Regions from separate parts of the Mus musculus genome. Here region 2 is linked to region 1. The links are chromatin loops, found by intact Hi-C in ENCODE. Cell type or tissue: heart. All regions are shown on one strand. Links, peaks and the distances in the headings refer to the core of each region. The heading gives the core; the rest is flanking DNA. Region 1 holds the start of Psmd2 (proteasome (prosome, macropain) 26S subunit, non-ATPase, 2). Region 2 overlaps Yeats2 (YEATS domain containing 2).

The links. A loop is a pair of places that touch in the nucleus more often than their neighbours do. Peaks named below come from ENCODE experiments on the same cell type or tissue, not always from the same donor. Only the 100,000 strongest peaks of a DNase experiment are listed, where the experiment ranks them.
Region 2: it touches region 1 in a loop (2.6-fold over the local background); 2 of 42 quality-filtered maps call a loop at or near these places.

The regions. Positions count from the first base shown.
Region 1 is chr16:20,650,924-20,656,235 of GRCm38, forward strand. It overlaps Psmd2 (proteasome (prosome, macropain) 26S subunit, non-ATPase, 2), which reads left to right and starts at 729. Exons shown (of 21, transcript NM_134101.2): 1 at 729-928; 2 at 1,321-1,377; 3 at 1,670-1,834; 4 at 3,625-3,746; 5 at 3,895-4,119; 6 at 4,330-4,488; 7 at 4,636-4,780; 8 at 4,958-5,018. The coding sequence starts at 794. In heart, for the core only: CTCF peaks have their summits at 688 and 2,570 (motif pointing right); a DNase peak (open chromatin) is centred at 748; H3K4me3 peaks cover 2,235 bases; H3K27ac peaks cover 1,341 bases.
Region 2 is chr16:20,211,528-20,216,909 of GRCm38, forward strand. Yeats2 (YEATS domain containing 2) reads left to right here. Exons shown (of 31, transcript NM_001145930.1): 21 at 42-222; 22 at 1,740-1,868; 23 at 2,864-2,965. Among named protein-coding and RNA genes, the nearest start is that of Gm41431, 22 kb to the right of the region's middle. In heart, for the core only: a CTCF peak has its summit at 2,264 (motif pointing right); no DNase peak of the experiment used is centred there.

The sequences.
Region 1 (5,312 bases), core at 1-5,000:
ATGAAATATACATACTAAATATTTATATACCATACATATGGTATGTGCCTGATATATGTATGCATGTATGTACGTATGTATGTATTCTTATCTGTGATAGAAGTCATAGAAACAGAAACCGGTAGACATTTCCTACAGAGGACTATACGGCTATAGAACAGGCAGAGCAGCAATGGGCTGTTCAATCTCTCTCCAAAGGCTGAAGAAGTCATTGGCAGTGGAAATGGATGGTTATGCCTAGAATCCAAGATCTACACGCATCAGCAGCTCATGTCTGTAATGAAGTTATTCTCTGCTAGAAAGTAAGTTCGAGGCTAACCTGGGATAATAAATAAGTAAATTTCATCTTCACTTTGGGGGAAATGGTTTGCGGTTACTATTCCACAGTAGTAGTGGCATAATTACACCGAAGTCACACAGACTCGGTCAAGACTTGAAGAGTTTTGAGCTCATAGAAATCTCCTACAGAGGACTAAAGCAAGCATGAACATGTATGGACGTCCTGTCTTCAGGATGACCTTCTCATCGTACCATGCATCCAGTTGTGGTGAAGCTACAGGATCGGAGAGCTAGGCATCTCTGCAGTCAGACCACCCTTGCACGCACAGAGACACCCTAACTCAACAGTAGCCGTTCGGGCTGGAAGCCGGAACAGTAATTCCCGTCCTGCTCCAGAGGGCGGGACTCGGGATCCGCAGGGCGCTTCCGGTCTGGAGGACAACGCGCGTGGCCTTCTGGGAAAAGGGGCGGTGCGAGCAGGTGCGCGCGCAGCAGGCCGGCAGTAGTGGCGGAGATGGAGGAGGGTGGACGAGACAAGACACCCGTGCAGTCCCAACAGCCCTCCGCGACAACCCCCAGCGGCGCGGACGAGAAGTCGAGTGGCAAGGAGCGAAGGGATGCCGGGGAAAAAGACAAAGAGCAGGAGCTGGTGAGGCGCAGCCTGGGGAGCCCGAGGAGGAGGCCTTGGGCTGAGTCACTGCTGGCTCGAAGGCCTCGGGCCCGACTCCGTACTGCCCACCGCACCGGGGAGACTCAGGATGGGGCGACCCTTTCTTTATACCCTGCCCGCCCCATTACGCACTGTCACTCCCTGAGGCCCTCACCATCACATCGCGGTTCTTTGGTTATTTCCTAGAATGGCTTCCAAGCAGAGTCTGCCTGGTTCCTAAGGTAGACAGCCTTTCCTATAGGGCTGCTTCCCTATCCCACGCCCTCTTCTTGTCCATAGACATTCACACTCTTCACCTGTCCCGGGGTAAGTGGGAGGAGAATGTGATTCGGGTCCCCACTTTTGATGAGCTTCTTCCCCTAACCCTCCAGTCTGAGGAGGACAAACAGCTTCAAGATGAACTGGAGATGCTCGTGGAGCGACTCGGGGTGAGTCAAGATGTTACTACAGGGGGAGTATAGTTGATGTTTCTCATTTGTTTACTCTATTTCATTTTGAGGCAACAATTAGATACCACATATTAGATATTACGATAATTTGAGGGAAGAGTTACAAAGGGTATTTAAATGGGGTCATGGGTCTCAGGTCATTTACAGGGGTTGAGGCATCATGAAATAGGAGCCAGTTATGTCTTTGACCAAAGCATTGGTTAAGTATGTATGGGTCGTGATGTGGAGAAATGTGACTCCTTTTGGTCTGAGCATTAACATCCCCTATTAGGAGAAAGATACATCTCTATATCGACCAGCTCTGGAGGAACTGAGAAGACAAATTCGTTCTTCTACAACTTCCATGACTTCAGTACCCAAGCCTCTCAAATTTCTGCGTCCACACTATGGCAAATTGAAGGAAATCTATGAGAACATGGCCCCTGGGGAGAATAAGGTAATTCAGAATATGGCTGGGACCTGTCCAGTTGAATAATTCCTTTTTTAATGCTAAGTCACTGAAAGCCTAGTGGACCCCATCTAGCTGGAAAGTTCATCACAGTGAGACTGATTCTCCAGTGGAAAGCCTGAGAATGCTTCTCAGCTCCTTAGAAGTTTCTGCTTCATTATATCTTAAGATTTTCTTAGCACGATGTGTTTCTGACTTAATTTAAAATTTTTATAGTGTGTGCATATATGTGTGTGCCTGAATGCATGTGCTTGTATGCATGTGCATATGCATAAGTGTCACGCCTATGCATGCCTAAAGACCCTCGGTCTTTATAGTTGGTTTTGGGATGTCTTTTTGATTTTGGTTTTTGGAGGTTTTTGGGATGTCTTAATAGGTGCTGGGATTTGAACTCTGATCTTCATGAGCGTGCAGGAAGTCCTCCTAAGTGTTGATCCTTTTCTCCAGCCCCTCTAGCTGACCTCAAACTCGGCTGTGTGGCCTAGACGGAACTTTATTTTATGACCTTCCTCCTCCTCCTGCCTCTATCTGGAGTGCTGGGGTTAGAGGCATAAGCCAGTATGCCTGGCTTTCTAAGGCTTATATTTAATGTCCCTTCTCTCTCTTCTGTCCCATGTACATTCATCCCTTTTATGTCTTTTTTTTTTAAGATTTATTTATTATTATATCTAAGTACACTGTAGCTGTCTCCAGATGCACCAGAAGAGGGCGTCAGATCTCATTACGGATGGTTGTGAGCCCCTTTTATGTCTTAAAAACCCTCAGTTGAGTCACATTTGTCCTGTTGGTGCAACTGTGACCCAGAAGTCTTTACTTTGCAGTGTATTTTGAGTAGCCTCCTAATTGGCTTGCTTTTGTCCTTGACTCCCACATCATCTGCCTATCATACTGCAGTTACAGTGATCTTTCTAGATCATTTAATTTATAGTTATTTAGGTAGAATATTTAAATTATAAATAAATAATAGTAGATAAAAGTAATATTTTTTTAATAAAATTAAAATTCAGTTTTGTATTTATGTGGATGAATGTTTTGCCTCCGTACCTGTATGTATGTATGTATGTGTATCCTGTGCGTGTGATGTCTGCACAGGCCAGAGGCTGGGAACATGTTCCCTGGAACTGGAGTTAGGCTGTTGTGAACACCACGTGGGTACTGGGAACTGAAGTCAGGTCATCTGCAAGAGCAGCATGTTTTTGTAACTGTTGAGCCTGTTTTTCAGACCCCTAGATTATGCTGCTATTATTATTACCACCTTTTAGTAGTTTATTATTGCAATTAAAATTTATGCTGGGTGGGTCTAGAATGTTGAGGCCAAACTAGGCAATATGATGTAATGAGACTGTGGTGTAATGGGAAACACACTACAACCCAAACCCAGATGCATCTGGCTTTTTTTTTTTTTTTTTTTTTTTTTTTGGTTTTTCGAGACAGAGTTTCTCTGTATAACTCTGGCTGTCCTAGAACTCATCTGTAGACCAGGCTGGCCTCGGACTCAGAAATCCACCTGCCTCTGCCTCCCGAGTGCTGGGATTAAAGGCGTGCGCCACCACTGCCCGGCAGAAGCATCTTTCTTTGATTCCCCCATTGTTTATTACTCTTGAGTTAGGTTAGCTTCAGAGGGAGCTAGCAACACCAACTTTAGGGTTTTTTTTTTTTTTTTTTTTTGAGGCTTAGCATGGAACTTTTCTGTATAGAGACTAGTATATATTGAATTTTATAGGTGAATTTTGTGGACAGTAATCTTGATTCTGTAATGGCACATGCTGTTTTCCTAGTGTTTTGCAGCTGACATCATCTCTGTTTTGGCCATGACCATGAGTGGTGAGCGGGAGTGCCTCAAGTATCGGCTCGTGGGCTCCCAGGAAGAACTGGCGTCATGGGGCCATGAATACGTCAGGTAAGGCATTTTCTTTATGGACATGAGAAGGGACTTGGGGTCATTATTCTGTTTGTTTGGGAAACTGAATGTATTGAATCCCCCAGACACTGAATTCCTTGACTCCCAGCAACATGCTTCCCTAATGAGCAAGTCTATCTATCCATAGACATCTGGCAGGAGAGGTGGCCAAGGAGTGGCAGGAGCTGGATGATGCAGAGAAAGCACAGCGGGAACCACTGCTTACCTTGGTAAAGGAAATCGTCCCCTACAACATGGCTCACAATGCAGAGCACGAGGCTTGTGACCTGCTCATGGAAATTGAGCAGGTGGACATGCTAGAGAAGGACATTGATGAGAACGCCTACGCCAAGGTCTGCCTCTATCTCACCAGGTGAGTGAGTACAGGAGAGCAGGTAGCACTCGTCTTCCAGGGAGTCTTAGGGTTCCTCTTGAAGGAAGAGACTTTGTGACTCCTTAGTAATCCTAGAACATGCTACATTGCCTTCTGTATAGTAGGCATTCAGTGTGTATACTTGGGAAGGGATTTAAATAAGTTACATGAGTTGCACGTCCTGAAATTGTACTACTTTTGACTTTGTAGTTGTGTGAATTATGTACCAGAACCTGAGAACTCTGCCCTCCTGCGCTGCGCCTTGGGCGTGTTCCGAAAGTTTAGCCGTTTCCCTGAAGCTCTGAGATTGGCACTGATGCTCAATGACATGGAACTGGTAGAAGACATTTTCACTTCCTGCAAAGATGTGTATGTAGAGAAATTGGCAAAAGGAAAGATGAGTCTGTGTATGTGCTTTGTGTAAAAATCAGAGACGTAGCAGTTTCTGATGCGACACAGAGGCTTTTCTGTCTCATAGTGGCTAAGAGTGAGCAGGTGTGACCGCTTCCCCCACAGGGTGGTCCAGAAGCAGATGGCATTCATGCTGGGTCGGCATGGAGTGTTCCTGGAGCTGAGTGAAGATGTAGAGGAATATGAAGACCTCACAGAAATCATGTCCAATGTCCAGCTCAACAGCAACTTCTTGGCTTTAGCTCGGGAGGTGAGGGTCTCCTCTTGGTCCTGAAGGGTTTTGGCCGAAGTTCTGTCATTCTACCTCCCTGACTAATACCTTTCAATAGACTCCCTGGTTAAAGTTGCTATTCAGTGGGAGAACAGAAGGGACAGCTAGGTAGGGGAGTACTGGGGAAGCAGTTGTGACCCTCTGGCTTTTTTTCAGCTGGACATCATGGAGCCCAAGGTGCCTGATGACATCTACAAAACCCACCTAGAGAATAACAGTGAGTAGCTCTGTGGGCATTGGAGGGACTGTTAATTGTTCTAATTGTATTGGGAATAACAGCTTAGACAACCCATTTCTAAAGCACTTCAAATTCTTATGGAGACATAGATTAATTTAAAGTTGGAGACTGGGCTAGCAAGATGGCTCAGTGGTTAAGAGCGCCGACTGCTCTTCCAAAGATCCCGAGTTCAAATTCCAGCAACCACATGGTGGCTCACAACCATCCGTAACGAAATCTGATGCCCTCTTTTGGAGTATCTGAGGACAGCTACAGTATACTTATATATAATAA
Region 2 (5,382 bases), core at 170-5,169, 440 kb before region 1:
GCCATCTTCCTAACTTCCCTTCTGTCGCTCTAATTGAACAGTCTGAAGGATCAACCCCTGTGTCATCCTCTGTTGGTTCTATAATCAAAACTCCTGGTCAGCCACAAGTGTGTGTAAGCCAGGCCACCATGGCAACCTGCAAGGGCCCCGCTGCTGTTGCCGGCACTGCCGCGTCCCTGGTATCTGCACCAAGCTCCATCTCTGGGAAAGCCACAGTGTCAGGTAAGTGCCACGACACTCCTTCCCCCTCTTTCTCATTAGACAACGATGTTCATATTTTGTATAGTATATCATTAAATAAGCCAGATATATTTCCAGATGGCTACTTTGTTAAAGCACATTCAGTGTCAGGGTAAGGGAGTGAAGACTACAGCTAAGGAGTTGGTTCTCAGACACCAAGCTTGGCAGCAAGTGCCCTTACTCGGTGGAGTCATGGACTCATTATATGGACCAGGTTGGCCCAAGTCTCCTGCCTCTGCCTTCTGAGTATGGGGATTAAAGCTGTGCACCACCCCACCATGATTGAGACATGCCTTTGGAGGTGCTTCCTTTTTCTCTTCCTTCCATATCCTGGCTCCAAAAAAAAAGAAGAAGAAAAAGCTTTTTCTATAGCATAGGCCCCAATAAGGTTAAGGAAGTCAGGCCTGCATGATATACATTCTCTTATATATAAACACCGAAATAATGAAAAAACAGAGACGTTGTTGAGATAATCAGGGAGGGTCGCAAGCATCAGCAGGACATTGGGTGACACTAAACACTGGTTAGTGTATAATCAGAACCTTTGCCGTTATATGGCTTTTCTTTTCCTTTTTGGTTTTCCGAGACAGTGTTTCTCTGTATAGCCCTGGCTGTCCTGGAACTCACTCTGTAGACCAGGCTGGCCTCGAACTCAGAAATCCACCTGCCTCTGCCTCCCAAGTGCTGGGATTAAAGGTGTGAGCCACCACTGCCCGGCGTTTTATTGCTTTTCAACTGCTTAGCATACAATATTTTCATTAAAAACAGGAATTTGAAAACTACAAACACCAGGTCATTGTCTTACTCCAAAGCCTGTGTCTTGGCAGCAGTTACTGCTTTGCCTTCCTGTTATGCTTTTTGTTGTTTTAGGACAAGGACACTTGAAAAATAAATTAGCCGGGCGGTGGTGGCGCATGCCTTTAATCCCAGCACTTGGGAGGCAGAGACAGGTGGATTTCTGAGTTCGAGGCCAGCCTGGTCTACAAAGTGAGTTCCAGGACAGCCAAGACTATACAGAGAAACCCTGTCTCGAAAAACCAAAAAAAAAAAAAAAGAAAGAAAAAAGAAAAATAAATTATAGCCGGGTGTGGTGGCGCACGCCTTTAATCCCAGCAGTCGGGAGGCAGAGGCAGGCGGATTTCTGAGTTCGAGGCCAACCTGGTCTACAGAGTGAGTTCCAGGACAGCCGGGGCTTCACAGAGAAACCCTGTCTTGAAAAACCAAAAAAAGAAAGGGGGGGAGGGAGGGGGAGAAGAGAAGAGAAGAGAAGAGAAGAGAAGAGAAGAGAAGAGAAGAGAAGAGAAGAGAAGAAAAATAAATTATTATATCAGAGTTTTACTGTAAAATCTCCATTATCCATTGCCTCCTGCATCCAACTTTTTATTTACTAAAGAGTGATTGTTCTGGGCACTGCTTGTGGGAGAAACTGGGAGTGTCAGAGAGGGCAGGAGCTTGAAGGAAATACCTTAACTGTACTTGACATTGTCTTTCCACTTTAGGGTTGCTAAAAGTTCATTCCGCTCAGTCCAGTCCCCAGCAGGCTGTCCTGACAATTCCCAGTCAACTCAAGCCACTAAGCATCAATACCTCTGGTGGCGTGCAGACTGTCTTGATGCCTGTGAATAAAGGTGCGTGCCACCCTGGTACTGACGCAGCTCTGTCTTGGGAACCCTCCTACCGGGTAGGATGTCTCTTGGTTTTGTACAGCTTGTCAGTTAGCCTTTATGTTTCATTTCATGTGCATGAGTGGGTGCATGCAGGCATATGAGTTTAGAGGACAACTTGTGAGTTAAGTTCTCCTTCTAGAGTGTAGGTCCCAGGGATTTAACTCAGGCCGTTGTGATGCATGGTGGTAAGCACCTGTGTCCCCTGAGCACTGTAGCTTGGCTCTGTCTGCCCATTTCTAAAGATGTGTCAAAAAAGAACACCTTGAGCGTTTGTGAGTTGGCTTTATTGCATTTTTATTTTCTTAGTTTACTGGCATGCCCTCATGTCCATAGTGGAGGCTGTAACTCAGTTATTCTGCCACTAGTGGGCAGCACAGCTTAAGATTGTGGTGTACACTTAAAATGGGCTCTTGACAACATGGAGTTGGGTTATTTGTAATAAAAATAATTTCTGTCTCAAGGAAGACAGGGAAGAATGTAAGTGCCATAGGGTGGGAGTAGGGTGAAGCTTTGTTTTCTGGACAGAGCATGGCCATTACACTCAGGAATGCAGTGGCCTTGGTGATCACCTACCCAGGGCTTGCACAGGGCTGGGCCTGTCAGCTCTGTCTTGGATAGGAGATGACCTTAGAAGTCCAGCCCCTCCACAGGGGCACTGTTGGCAGTTGATGGTTACTGAGAGAAAGGGGCGCCATCTTTAGTGGTCTAAACACTGTTGAGTAGATAGCTCCACACCATGGCCCATGTGTGCAGTGCTGGTTAAAAGTCAGTCTAAAAACAAAAAGACAGGGCAGTGGGAGCAGCTTTTGGGAGACAGGGAAGCTGGTAGCATAAGAGAACATGGGGGAATGAGTGTGGCCAGGATATATTATATGCATATATAAAATTGCTGAAGATTAAATTAAGGAAAATACTAATTTCTGTCACTATTATACTCTCATCTTTCTGTGTCTTAGTGGTTCAGTCGTTTTCTACCAGCAAATTACCTACTACTGTCCTGCCCATAAGTGTTCCAAATCAAGCTGCCCCCAGCTCTGCTCCAGTAGCAATTGCCAAAGGTATGTAGGACCTCACAGTATCTTTGTTCCAAAGGTTCAGCTTTGAGTTTCAGCATCTGTCAGCTGTTTGACAAACACATACTACGCACAGTGTCATAGTCTAAAGGAAATTGACATTATGGGGCATCAGGCATCTTTTTTTTTTTTTTTTTTTTTTGGTTTTTCGAGACAGGGTTTCTCTGTGTAGTCCTGGCTGTCCTGGAACTCACTTTGTAGACCAGGCTGGCCTCGAACTCGGAAATCCGCCTGCCTCTGCCTCCTGAGTGCTGGGATTAAAGGCGTGCGCCACCACTGCCCGGCATTATCAGGCATCATTTTTGCCTTCAGTTTATAACCTGGTTCAAGAAAGCTGCATAAATAGCAAACTGTGGTCGGTAAGTACCAGACAAGTAGTCTGAAAAGTGATTACTGGCATAGTGCAGTCCAGGATTTATGTCCAGGGCTCTCAGGGACAGGACTTGTATAAACCAGACTTTTAAAGAGTAGAGAACCCTTGAGCTGTAAGGAGGTCAATGGATATAAACTTGTATGGGCTTGTGTAAACCAGACTTTTGCAAAGTAGAGAACCCTATAGTTGTAGGGAGGTCAAGGGGGCATGCTGGTTTAAGAAAACAATAGAGACAAAACTTTAAGGACTTATTTTGGAGCTTGAGCACTTAGCAATCCATTTAGGCAGCATAGTTGTGAGAAGGGAGTTTTAGTGGGAGCACACTGAGCTAGCAGTATATCCCTGAATGTAAGAATCCCTGATAGTAGAAGGTGGGTACAGTGACAGTCATCTATGACACCTAGCAGTGACGGACTCATATAGTCAAAGCTTCGAGTGTAATAGTCCCCGGTGCCTGCTACTTTGTGGATACAACACTATCAGTAATTCTTGTGTCAGTCAGTCCTTCAGTTAGCTGTCACACCCTGGATTGTGTTGGGAATACACACACCTCCCATGTGCAGGAAACAGTGTGGTTTAAATTTGTACCAGGCTGCTGCTCTTGAGGCATTCTGGAATCCCGTCATCTTGGCAGGTGGATTTATAATTTGTTAAATGCTCATTTAAAGTAGAGTATAGCTGACTGATTCAGGGCCTGGGTTTGTAGGTAAAGCTTCATTGGCATACAATCACTCCCATTTGCCTTCATAGTATTTTTCAGACTCCCAAAAGTTTGGTTCCTGCAGAGACCGTGTGACTCACAACACCTACAGTATTTATGGATAGGGAACGTTTGTTTGCCCCTGAGCAAAATTTGCTGTGACAGCATTAATGCTGCTCCACACCAGACTAGTGTGTTTAATTTTGGACCAGGACAGAGCATCTTTTATTTTGGAGTTTTATTACATTAACTGTGTGTGTGCACATTGGCATGTACACACCATGGCACCCATATAGAACTTTAAGGACGATTTTCAAGAGTTGGTTCTCTGTTCATATGAATTACCGGGACCTAATTCAGGATGTTAGGATTGGCAGCACACTTCTTTGCCCACTGAGCCTCCTCACCAGTCCTTATTTTGGTTTTAAGCAAAGTAAAATGTTCAGTGAGGTGCATAACCATTAAATACAGTAAAACCTTTTTTCAGTAAACCAAAGAGAGGGAAGACTCAGCAATACCAAATATCCAGTAATGTAGAAAGAGGAAGATGGGACAGAAACAATGGTTCCGGGCCATTGTAGATGAAGGTACTTGCCACCACGGCTCCGAGGACCTGAGTTAAGGCCCCAGGGCCCATACAGTGGAACGAGAGAGCAAATTCCCACAAGTTGTTCTCTGACTCCCCCCCCACACACACACACATGCATATGCATGCATACCAAATAAAATTAAAATACCAGAGCGGCAGATGTGTCAGCTAGAGAGATGCTCAGCAGCTAAGAGCTCTTATGCTCTTGCAGAAGACCTAGCTTGGATCCCAGTACCCACATCCCAAGCTCACAGCTGCCTATAGCTCCCAGCCTCGCCCTGGAGGAGCTGAATCTGACGCCTTCTTCTGCCTTCAGTGGCAGCCCTCACAGTCCTGGCACACATACACACACAGCCATTAATAATAAAAGTTAAAATAAAAAATCTTATAGGGACAACCCTAAACATTTTAAGAGAAATTAAAAGGAGATAAATAAAAGAATATATTATGGTTAAAAGTGCGAACACGTAAAATAAAAGAGCCAAAGTCAGACATGGTGGTGTGCCTCTCTAATCTCAACATTCTGGAAGCAGAGGCTGACGTTGGCTTTTAGTGAGACTCTCATAAGGCTGTTAATTAACTAGCTGTTTTGATAGCAGAACAATCTTGATCAGGAAGACAGGATAGCAGATAGATACTAAGGAGCCTCAGCCTTTGAAGTAGTCAAAGATTACAAAGACCCATAAAACAGAAAATAATGCCCATGATACGCCCTCTCAGTGGAGAGGGGTGGTCTTTTT